Regions from separate parts of the Homo sapiens genome. Here region 2 is linked to region 1. Evidence: chromatin contacts called from ENCODE Hi-C data. All regions are on one chromosome and are shown on one strand. Each heading gives the region's core, a stretch centred on a gene start or an enhancer-like site at or near the end of the contact. The rest is flanking DNA. Distances are from core to core; before and after follow the strand shown. Region 1 holds the start of ALOX5AP (arachidonate 5-lipoxygenase activating protein). Region 2 has its middle 92 kb from the start of UBL3.

Region 1 (4,006 bases), core at 750-3,249:
AAAAGTCTAGATCTCCATATTGTGGCTGTCAGGACTCAGACATTTGGCCATCTTTAATCTTACCTCTACCTCCCACTTGTCCCACAGAAGAAGACTTAATCCTATCTGTCAAAAAGAATTCGAAATCTCACCACTCACCTCAATCTGAACAGGGTTTGCTAGACCATGATGGCAAAGTCCAGGAGAAAGCCCTGGGCAGAGCAGGGCCAGTTCCCTGGTGCACCTCCATTAGGAGAGGTGAGGAGAACCTGTCCTTGAAACAGAGAGCTCTGAAGCTTCCCACAGTTCAGCTCTGAATTGAGAGGGAGCTGGAGAGAGTGAGCTCAAACTTCGTAGCTGGGTTCAGCCCCAACTGCACAGGCAGGGAGGGGGCACAAGGTCCCCTGTCCACCGATGCTCCTCAGTTTTATTGATGGGTGTCAGGGGAGAGGCCAGAGGGGAGATCCTTCCAGAGCTGAATAAGTGCTAGCCACCTGCCCACCCATACAGCTACCTTTGCAGAGACTGCAGGCATTGCTGCAGGCTGACCTGTCCATCACTGTAGCTGTTTTGTTTCCTGCTCTATCCGCCTGTACCCAGAATACTATCTGGGCCAGAGCAGGGTCTCTGTACATGTATGCGGGTTGAATAATGGAATCCTTGCCAATTTACAGGGCCAAGGGAGCCCTGTGTGAAATCATAATGGCTCAAGAAAATGGTGGCCTAAATAAGCCATTTGTTCCCTCTCTGAGCTACAACTTTGTTGTGTGTAATTTAGTATAAAAATGTTTGGGTCAGAAAGCCACAAAGTGTAGTTCTTGTAGAAAACATACTTGGAGTGTGTGAAGCTGAGCCTTTCTGGTGCAGAGGCTGAGGGGGAGGCTTGCTCTGTGCCCAGAAGGCTACATCACCAGCATCTGTCCACACTCAAGATGGGGGAAAATAGAATATCCCAAAGTGATTAAATACTCAAAGTTCCAAAAACGTGACAGCATGTCAATGTTCAGTAATCACCATAAAGCTACAGCAGCTGCCCTTAGTAATTACTCTTTTTTTCTCTATCTTAATAAATATAAAACACAAAGCCACTGGAGATAGTTATGAAAGTGGTCTGAGGCAGCCCTAACTCAGAACTTTAGGAAGACAGCTCTACACAATTCTCCCTTTTCCAGATCTAGGTATCCTGCTTGTTTTTTGTTGTTGTTGTTGTTTTTAACTAATAGCAGGAATAATGGAAATGCAAACGCTGAACAGGACAATTTTCCTCTCTCTCTCTCTCTTTCTGAAGTATACACTGCATATGAAAAATGCTTCCAAAATTATACGTGCTAGAGAAAAAGAAGGTATCACCAAAAAAAAAAGTTTCTTCAGGAGAAAAAAAGAAAAAAGTAATATAGAGGAAAAATAATAAGATGATTTTTTCTACGCACCTCCCAAAATCACTTTCTTTTTAGACTGCAGATGACTGGTAACTTCAATTGCACTGCAGATGTTAGAAAAGCCCAGTATCTGAGTAAATGTGTATATCATGTTCCCTTTCTAGTCTTCTCACCTTCCACCCCTTGCCTGGCCACATTAATTAATAGTTAAAATGCTGATCATAGACACTTCGGTGAGGGTTTTAGCAAAACCTTCAAGTTGCAGCCCTGGCTCTAAAAATGGGACTGGTAATCACCACAAAAGTGAAAGACTAAGAGGAGGAAAACCCCAAATTTACACAGAAATACACACAACCCTATACATTCAAATAAAAAGAAGAAAATAAAGATAAGGTAAAAGTGTTTGTGCATGCGCACACACAGACACAATTGTTTAAGCCTGACTTCCAAACAACCATCAAAGAAAATCTCCCCTTCTGTTCTTCCCTGAGTGAAGGGCTTTCCTTACCATTCTGGACCACGCTGATGAGGGTGACGATGGCCAACAGGACAACATTGCCTACAGTTTCTTGATCCATGTTTGCTTCAGGCTCCCCAGAGAGGACTGCTCTGCCTCCAGCTGCACAACCTGCCCTGTACAGGAAGGGGAAGTGAGAGCTTGCACTCTTTCATCATTACAATTTCTGAAGATCCCCGGCACAATTACACAGTGCCTTCTTCTTCCTTTTTTTTTTTTTTTTTTTTTTTTTAACTAACCACCAAAATGCCCTGGCTGTGGTTCAGTGTGTCCCACCAGGAGAAGCAGGGCTTGGCAGAGGAGCACGCAAAGCCAGCACACTCTCCTACATTTCCTTGTCATGGGAAACTTCCCTGAGAGTCTCCAGAATGAATCCTGGACCCAAGACCATGACCAGCACGAGCCCAGCACAGGCACCAGAGAATCTGGAAGCTGCCATCATCTCTGACTTCAGCAAAGAGAAAGAAGGGAAAGTAAACCCAAAACTTTCAGGTCAGACAGAGTGGCATAAACCTGTAACCCCAGCATTTTGGGTGGCTGAGGTGGGAAGATTGCTTGGGCCCAGGACTTTGAGGCTACAGTGAGCCAATGATTATGCCACTGCACTCCAGCCTGGGCAACAGAGCAAGACTGTCTCACACACACACACACACGCACACACAAATGTAAAATGAAACTTTAAAAAAATGTATAGAACACCAAAAGATCTGTGCCCCAAATACTGTCCTTCTTTTTTTGAATTCCAAGAAAAAAAGTGAACACTTAACACACGGTAAGTAGCAGCCACATAAGGTTTGAATGAAGGAAGGAATAAATGGCAGTGGGGAGGGACAGCTGATATCTCCATTTCTTCAGAGAAAAGTAATAAAGGGAATTCATAAATTAAACCAAAGAATTCAAACCAAACCAAAGAATTCAGGTAAAAGGCAGAAATGGAGTTACAGATGATCCCTAAGGGAAATTCCCAAAGGGAACTGACTTTTCTGAGGCAATCGCAGAAACACCTTCCTGGAAATTCTTTTCAACTGAATAAGAGTAGAGTGGCTGTGCTTTCTGAGAAAGTATAAGAGTGGACCTGCTGGGTGGGTGAGGTGGCTGCCTGGTATTCTGCAGCTCAGATCAGTGTGAATGGCAATCCCTCTGAGGTTACATGGAAAATGCAAAATACCTGCAATCTTTGTCCCAGACTTAGCTATTTGGCATTGGTTAAGAGGTGCTTTTATCAAAACTTCACTTTGAAAGGGAACATGGACCACTGTAACTAGTGGCAGCAGGGAGGGCTGCATCTCGGCACGGAAGAGGTCAGTGTAGGGGAAGATATTGCTCCCTCATAGGTACAGTGCCAGAGGCCCGCTTCAATGCCCTCGGTTCAGCTGAGAGAGAAAGGCTGATGAAGGCAGCGTGCAGAGTTGTGTGCGGGGAAGCCAGCAGCCAGGGCTGTCGGGCTGGTCATGACACACTTGGGTACTCCCTGAGTACCTAGGGCACTTTGTAGAGTATAGACTTTATATTAGCCAAGGCTCTCCAGAGAAACTGAACCAATATATAAATAAGTCTCCTCATATATATATATTGCAGATTTATAATAGAAATTGGTTCACATGCTCATGGACACCATGAAGTTTCATGGTTTGCCATCTGCAAGCTGGAGACTCAGAAAAGCTGCTGGTGGAGACCAGTCTGCATTCAAAGGCCTGAGCATCAAGGAGGGCAATGGTGCAAGACCCAGTCTGAATCCAAAAGCTGGAGAACAAGGGGCTCCAGTGTCCAAGGGCAGGAGAAGATGGAGGGCAATGGTGCAAGACCCAGTCTGAATCCAAAAGCTGGAGAACAAGGGGCTCCAGTGTCCAAGGGCAGGAGAAGATGGATGGCCCAGCTCAAGAAGAAGAGGGAATTTGCCCTTCTGCCCGCTTTTTGTTCTATTCAGGCCCTCAGTGGATTGATGACACCCACCATATTGGTGAGGGTGGGAATTCTTTACTTAGTCCGCTGATTCCAGTGCTGATCTCTTTCAGAAACACCCTCCCTAACACACCCAGAAAAAAACATTTTACCAGCTACCTGGGCATTTTTTAGCTCAATCAATTTGACATAAAATTAACTACCACAGAGTTATTACAAGATTGGTTAG
Region 2 (7,711 bases), core at 2,160-4,659, 980 kb after region 1:
TAGTAATGATGAGACTAAGGCAGACACTGGTGGTTGCTTCTCCAGCATCGCTGCTGCTTCCTTGCCAGGATATTGAGGAGTAACTGCTTTCCCCCACCTTGTGGCTTAGGGAAGTAGGACGTTATCCCAGCTCTGTCACCTTTGGTGTAATTGCTTTAGAAGTGGCCATGGGACTCCATCCTGGCAAAGGAGACATGAGGAAACTCTGCTGAGGGTGTTTCTGGGGAAAGTTCCTTCACTCCCAAGGAGACCTTGCAAGAGACTCTTTTTGCCTGTTTACATTATTTTGCCTGAACTTGATGACTGAAACTGCTATAGCCACATTTGGACCCAGAAGGGAGCTAACCTGAGGGCAAAGCCAGCACATTGAAGCTGTAGAGGAGAAAGGAAAAAACCTGCCCTTGCAGAGCTGCTGATTCTTTTTTAGCTTTTAAGTTCAGGCGCACATGTGCAGGTTTGTTATATAGGTAAACTCATGTCACAGGGGTTTGTTATACAGATTATTTCTTCACCCGGGTATTAAGTCTAGTACCCATTAGTTATTTTTCCTGATCCTCTCCCTCCCACCTTCTACCCTCTGGTAGGCCCCAGGGTCTGTTTTTCCCCTCTATGTGTCCATGTGTTCTTATCATTTAGCTCCTACTTATAAGTAAGAACATGCAGCATTTGGTTTTCTGTTCCTGCATTAGGTTCATAAGGATAATTATCTCCAGCTCCATCCCTGTCCCTGCAAAGGACATGATCTTATTCTTTTTTCATGGCTGCATAGTATTCCATGCTGCCTATGTACCACATTTTCTTTATCCAGTCTACCACTGATGGGCATTTAGGTTGATTCCATGTCTTTTCTGTTGGGAAGAGTGCTGCATGAACACATGCATGCATGTATCTTTAGGATAGAACGATTTATATTCCTTTGCATATATACCCAGTAATGGGATTGCTACGTCGAATAGTATTTCTGTTTTAAGTGTTTGAGGAAACGCCACACTTTTCCACAATGGTTCAACTAATTTACACTCCCACCAACAGTGTATAAGTGTTCCCTTCTACACAACCTCTCCAGAATGTGTTATTTTTTGACTTTAGTTACCTTTCATTATTTTTGAGACAGGGTCTCACTCTGGCCCAGGATGGAGTGCAGCGGCGTGAGCTTGGCTCACTGCAACCTCTGCCTCCTGGACTCAAGTGATCCTCCCACCTTAGCCTCGTGAGTAGCTGGGGCTACAGGCTTGTGGCTGGCTAATTTTTTATATTTATAGGGATGAGGTTTCTCCATGTTGCCCAGGCTGGTCTCAAACTCTCATGCTCAAGCAATCCACCAGCCTCAGCCTCCCAAAGTGCTGGGATTACAGGCAAGAGCCACCACACCCAGCCAATATTTGACTTTTAATAATAGCCATTCTGACTGTTGTGAAATGGTATTTCATTGTGGTTTTGATTTGCATTTCTCTAATGATCAGCGATGAGCTTTTTTTATACACTTCTTGGCCACGTGTATGTTCTCTTTTGAAAAGTGTTCATGTCTTTTGCCCATTTTTTAATGGGGTTGTTTATTTTATTCTTGTAAATTTGTTTAAGTTCCTGATGGATGCTAGATATGAGACCTTTGTCAGATGCATAGTTTACAAAATTTTTCTCCCATTCTGTAGCTTGTCTGTTTACTCTGTTAATAGTTTCTTTTCCTGTGCAGAGGCTCTTAAGTTTGATTAAATCCCATTTGTCAATTTTTGCTTTTGTTATGATTGATTGTGGTGTCTTCCTTATGAAATCTTTGCCCATTCCTATGTCCAGGATGGCATTGCCAAGGTTGTCTTCCAGGATTTTTATAGTTTCAGGTTTTATATTTAAGTCTTTATTCCGTCTTGAGTTGATTTTTTGTGGTGTAAGGAAGGGGTCCAGCTTCAGTTTTCTGCATATGGCTAGCCAGTTATCCCAGCACCATTTATTGAATAGGGAGTCCTTTCCCCACTGCTTGTTTTTGTCAGGTTTGTCGGAGATCAGATGGCCATAGAGTGTGGCCTCATTTCTGGGCTCTCTATTCCATTCCATTGGTCTATGTGCCTGTTTTTATACCAGTACCATGCTGTTTTGGTTACTGTAGCCTTGCAGTATAGTTTAAAGTCAGGTGGCATGATGCCTCTGATGTCTCCAGCATTGTTCTTTTTGCTTAGGATTGCCTTGGATATTGGGGCTCTTTTTTGGTTCCATATGGGATTTAAAATAGTTTTTTTTCTGGTTCTGGGAAGAATGTCATTGGTAGTTTGATAGGAATACCATTGAATCTATACATTGGAGGAGCTGCTGACTTTGCTAATTGTGGGGCCCGATGCTCTGTACTTCTTGAGAAGTAGTCTGTTCATTGGCGCTTTTTCCAGTTCAAAGCATGATATACATAGAAGACAGTGTTAGGCATCAACATCTACTCCAAACCTTATGAAATAAGCTTACAAAAAGATGAGATAAAATATGAAGATGCTTCTGTGTATTCAGATCTCTGAAAAATAAGTATCTGCTATATAGTCACAAATTATTCTGATGAAGGGAAAAGAGGTATCTAAAGAGACCATTGTGGCTACAAGTCAGCTCTCCAATCTCATAATTTTAAAAGACACGAACAGAAAGTGGGAGTTTGGATATATAAATCAAGGATGAATATAAGTGCCAAACACCTCTGAGAATAATGTTGGAAAGGCCTGGGATGAGCTAGAGTTGACAGAAAAATAATAAAAACTACATATTTGTTATGGTCACACAAAAGACAGCAGGGATACATCCCATGGTTCTCAAGTGTGGCTGTACATTAGAATCACTTAGGGAGTTATAATTTTTTACTTTTCAATATCGATGCCTGGGCCTCATACCACCCACCTTAAATCTGAACACCTATGGCTTGGAGCAGATGCCCTAGAAGGGAGCACACTCTAAAGCTGGGAATAAGAACAGTTAATGTGGAACTGGAAACCAACCGAGGTGATGAAGACAGGAAGCAGGTGCCCAGCTACCTTGGTTCAAGTCACCAGACCCAGTTAAAGTTATATTTCCGAGTTCTAAAGGACCTCATGCACTCTGAGTAACCTGTTCCTCTCCCAGTTTCATTGTCAGAAGTGGAGGGCAAGCCCCAGGCACTCTGTCGCAACCTCACCATTATCATCTGCTCTGAGACCACAAGGAACCGCAGACAGCCACGTCACCTCTCAGCGTCCTCACTGGAGTCTCTCTGTGGGCCCAGGACATCCCCTTTTCTATTCCCATTTTCTGTCACACACCATCCCCCATTCCAGAAACCCTTCACTGGCCTCTGGAGGTCAGGCTCCATTGGAAACTTGCCATATGCCCTCGACCTCCTCTCTGAAAGTTACCTTCACTTTCTTGCTCTGACCCCTGACTCCCCTGAGGGCACTGCCTCCTTTGCCATCCTGGGAGTGTTCTGTATTTTAAGGCTGTCATTTATTGACTGTTTACTTAGTGACAAGCACTGTTCTGTGGTCGTGACGTAGGTCCATTTTACAGATGATAAAACAGGCCCAGAGAAGTCCCATTTATTCTTTGAACATTGAAGTTTCATTTTCTCACGCAAAGACTACTCTTAAAAATATGACATAATTTTTTTCTGTTTTTTAAAATTGATATTTTTCCATTGTAGGACTGTAATCTCATGATTACAGAAAAGTATGAGGTGAAAAAAAAATGAATCCCACTATCCAAAATCAGCTCTTAATATCTTGGTGAATTTCCACTAGTCCTCTTTATTAATATGTATACATTAAAATAAAAATAAAAGAGTACTATATACAGAGTTTGTATGTGATTTTCATCTTTACATATCACAAGCATATTCCCAGAATATTAAATCTTTGAAAACGCATTTGCTTATAGCTCTACAATACTCCATTTTATAGGCATGCCATTTTCATCTATTTAATGTTAAAACCAAGTGAAATAGCACTACAGCCCTGCCAGAAGGGCTAAAATGAAAAGGACTGACAATAGCAAGTGTCAGGATTCAGAGCAACTGAAATACTCAGATATTCTTAGGTGGAATGTAAGTTGAACAATCATTTCACAAAACTTTTGTAGTATCTACCGAAGCTAAAAGTATATTTATACCCTCTGATGTAACAATTATACCCCAGGATAAATATCCAGCATGAAGAATGCATCTGTCCATTGGAGACAAGCACAAGAGAGCCACTTCATTAAGAAACTACAAGCAACACAATGTCCATTAACAACAGAATGGGTTTTTAAATGGTGGTGTGTGTTCATACAATGAAATATCACAAAGCGACATAACACACTACTGCTACATGAAAAAACTTCAAGGAAAGAAGCTTCAAGGGAAGAAACTTGAAGGGAAAAAACTTCAAGGGAAGACGTAAAATAATATATACTGTATGAGCTCTAAATAAAGTTCATAAACAGGCAAAACTAGCCTATGATGATGAAGTCAGAAAAATGGCCACTTTTTGTGGGGGATGCTATTGACCAGGAGAGAGAATGAGAGGACCTCCTGGGGTGCTGAAAATATCCTGTATCTTGAAATGAATGGTGGTTCCGTGGGAGTATTAATACCCCCACATAAAAACTAATCAAACTTGTATTAGTCCATTCTTGCATAGCTATAAAGAAATACCTGAGCTAGGAGTGGTGGCTCATGCCTGTAATCCCAGCACTTTGGGAGGCTGAGGCGGGCGGATCGCCTGAGGTCAGGAGTTTGAGACTAGCCTGGCCAACATGGTGAAACCCCATCTCTACTAAAAATACAAAACTTAGCCTGGCATGGTGGCATGTGCCTGTAATCCTAGCTACTCAGGAAGCTGAGGCAGGAGAATCGCTTGAACCTGGGAGGTGGAGGTTGCCGTGAGCTGAGATCGCACCATTGCACTCCAGCCTGGGCAACAGAGTGAGACTCCATCTCAAAAAAAAATACAAAAAAACCTGAGACTGGGTAATCTATACAGAGGTTTAATTGGCTTATGGTTCTGCAGGCTGTACAGGAAATATGGTACTGGGATCTGCTCAGCTTCTGGGGAGGCCTCAAGGAGCTTTTACTCATGGTGGAAGGTGAAGTGGTAGCAAGAGAGAGAACAGGTGGACCAGGGGAGGTGCCACACACTTCAACCAGCTCTCATGTGGACTCACTATCTCGAGGGCAGCACTGAGCCACGAGGGATCTGCCCCCATGACCCAAACACCTCCCACCAGGCCCACCTCCAACACTGGGGATCACAATTCAATATGAGATTTGGGCAGGGACAAATATTCAAACTATATCAAAGCTGTACCCTTAATATTTGTACAGTTTATTGTATGTAATTTCTGGATATATAAAGTTAAATCTCAGCAAAAGCAAAGCAAAAAGAAGGACATTTAAGGAGCACCTACCATGTGCCAGGAAATATGCAAGGCACTAGGAATCCACTGGCAATAGTCCAGGCCGCCTCTGAGCTTGCTGTACTTCAACCATTAGCCTAATTTTGAACATATAGACCATTTCAAATATTTCCACACGTAAGTTAATAGAAATTGTAAAGGAAAGTGTCAAATGCTTGACTCTATGAAGGATGTAAAATGTAAAAATCTCCACAAGTTTGTATTTGAAAACTTCCAAACCTATAGAAAAGCTGTCAAAATAGCTTAATAAAAACTTACATACCCTTCATCTATATATTTGGCATTTGTTAACATTTTGCCACATTTGTTCCATATAGCTATGGACAGAGAGAGAGAGATGTAATAGAGACAGAATTTGGGGGCAAGAGCTGTCTTTTCAAAGTGCAGATCTCATGACACTTGAAACCTAAACACTAAAATATATATTTCCTAAGACTAAGGACACTCCTTTTCAGTGCACATTCAGAAAATTGAACATTGATTCAAAGTATATTATCTGAAATACAGCCAATATTAAATTTTCCCCAATTGTCCCAATAATGCTCTTTGTTTCTGTTTTTCCCCAATCAAGCATCATGCATTTCATTTGTTATATTTCTTCCATCTTTTTCCACTGTGAGAATGCCCTGGAGTTTTCTTTTCTTTCAAACTCTCTTGAGAGGCTTTGAGTCTTTTAATTCCACATCCCGAGACGGAGTCTCACTCTGTCTCCCAGGCTGGAGTGCAGTGGCGCGATCTTGGCTCACTGCAAGCCCCGCCTCCCGGGTTCACGCCATTCTCCTGCCTCAGCCTCCCGAGTAGCTGAGACTACAGGCGCCCACCACCACGCCCGGCTAATTTTTTTTTTTTTTTTTTTTGTAGTTTTAGTAGAGTCGGGGTTTCACCATGTTAGCCAGGATGGTCTCGATCTCCTGACCTCGTGATCCGCCTGCCTCAGCCTCCCAAAGTGCTGGGATTACAGGAGTGAGCCACAGCGCCAGGTCCCAAGTAGGAATTTTAAAGATATCTTTTAATTATCGATTTTCAAATTAATTCCACTACAGACTGAAAACATTCTCTGTATAATTTTAATTAAGTGTATTGAAATTTGCTGCATGGCCCAGCACAGGATCTATTCTAGTAAAAATTCCATGTGCCCTATAATAGGATATATATTAGGGATAAAAGTGAATGCTGCTATTATTGAATGTTGTTTTCTATAAATCTCAATTAGGTCAAACTTGTTGATAGTGTTGTTCAGGTCTTACTGATTTTCTGTCTGTTTGTTCTATCTATTACTGAGAGAACTGTTGAAATTTCCAACTATAAATCTGGATTTCTCTAATTCTCCTTTTTATTTTGCCAGCTTTTGCTTCATGCATTTGAAGCTGTGTAATTAGGCGCATACACAATTAGGATTGCTGTATCTCTTTGTTCTTTTTTTTTTTTTTGAGACAGAGTTTCGCTCTTGTTGCCTAGGCTGGAATGCAATGGCGTGATCTTGGCTCACTGCAACCTCTGCCTCCCGGGTTCAAGCGATTCTCCTGCCTCAGCCTCCCGAGTAGCTGGAATTACAGGCATGCTCCACCACACCTGCCTAATTTTGTATTTTTAGTAGAGACGGGGTTTCTCCATGTTGGTCAGGCTGGTCTCGAACTCCCAACCTCAGGTGATCCACCTGCCTCAGCCTCCCAAAGTGCTGGGATTACAGGCATGAGCCACGGTGCCCAGCCTCTTTGTTCCTTTTATCATTATATTTATCTTCATTTCTGATGATGATGCAGGGCAGGTGAGCCCCAAAATTGAGGCTTAGTCAGGGAAGGTTTTTGGCTTTGTCCAGGAAAAAACTTAATGGTGAGCTGGCAGTATCAGACAGCAACTTTTATTGAAGTGGCAGTGCGTGGTAGCAGCAAAGGGGCCTGCTCCTTGCAGAGCAGGGCAGGGAGGCACGGAGGGAGGGATACCCCATAGTCATTGTGTCCAGAGTAGTAGTTTAGAGGCAGTTTCGTAGTCATATTTATATTTATTTTTAATTATATGCAAATGATGGGGCAGATTATGCAGACATGTTTAGAAAAAGAGCTGTAACTTTCCGCTCGCTGAGTCATTGTCATGGAAAGGGGTGGTAAGTTCTGGGTGTTGCCATGGCAATGGTAAACTGACAGGCACACTGGTAGGCATGATGGAAAGGTGTTTCTGCCCTGTCCCTGTTTTAGCTAGTCCTCAATTTGGTCCAGTGTCTGAGCCACATCTCTTATTTCAATGTTACTTTTCCTAAATTCTATTTTTTCCTGATACTAACATTGAAACTGCCTTTGCAAAATTATAACTAAGG

Evidence for each region. Hi-C counts contacts between places; a loop is a spot of excess contacts on that map. Pooled maps may share reads with other maps.
Region 2: a pooled map shows a loop between it and region 1 (5-fold over the local background). The contact joins the enhancer-like site here to the promoter of ALOX5AP in region 1. A Hi-C loop is called at or near these places in 2 of 37 single-sample maps with no recorded cell type and 7 of 50 pooled maps.

The regions. Positions count from the first base shown.
Region 1 is chr13:30,733,536-30,737,541 of GRCh38, reverse strand. It overlaps ALOX5AP (arachidonate 5-lipoxygenase activating protein), which reads right to left and starts at 1,999. Exons shown (of 5, transcript NM_001629.4): 1 at 1,867-1,999. The coding sequence starts at 1,936. All of the region lies in intron 2 of LOC124903146 (a long non-coding RNA gene), which reads left to right.
Region 2 is chr13:29,754,414-29,762,124 of GRCh38, reverse strand. No RefSeq gene overlaps it. Among named protein-coding and RNA genes, the nearest start is that of UBL3, 92 kb to the left of the region's middle. RefSeq lists an enhancer at 3,005-3,054. Within about 2 kb of position 3,409, at least 5 of the 41 ENCODE cell types and tissues checked have a DNase peak (open chromatin) inside an H3K27ac peak, as active enhancers do.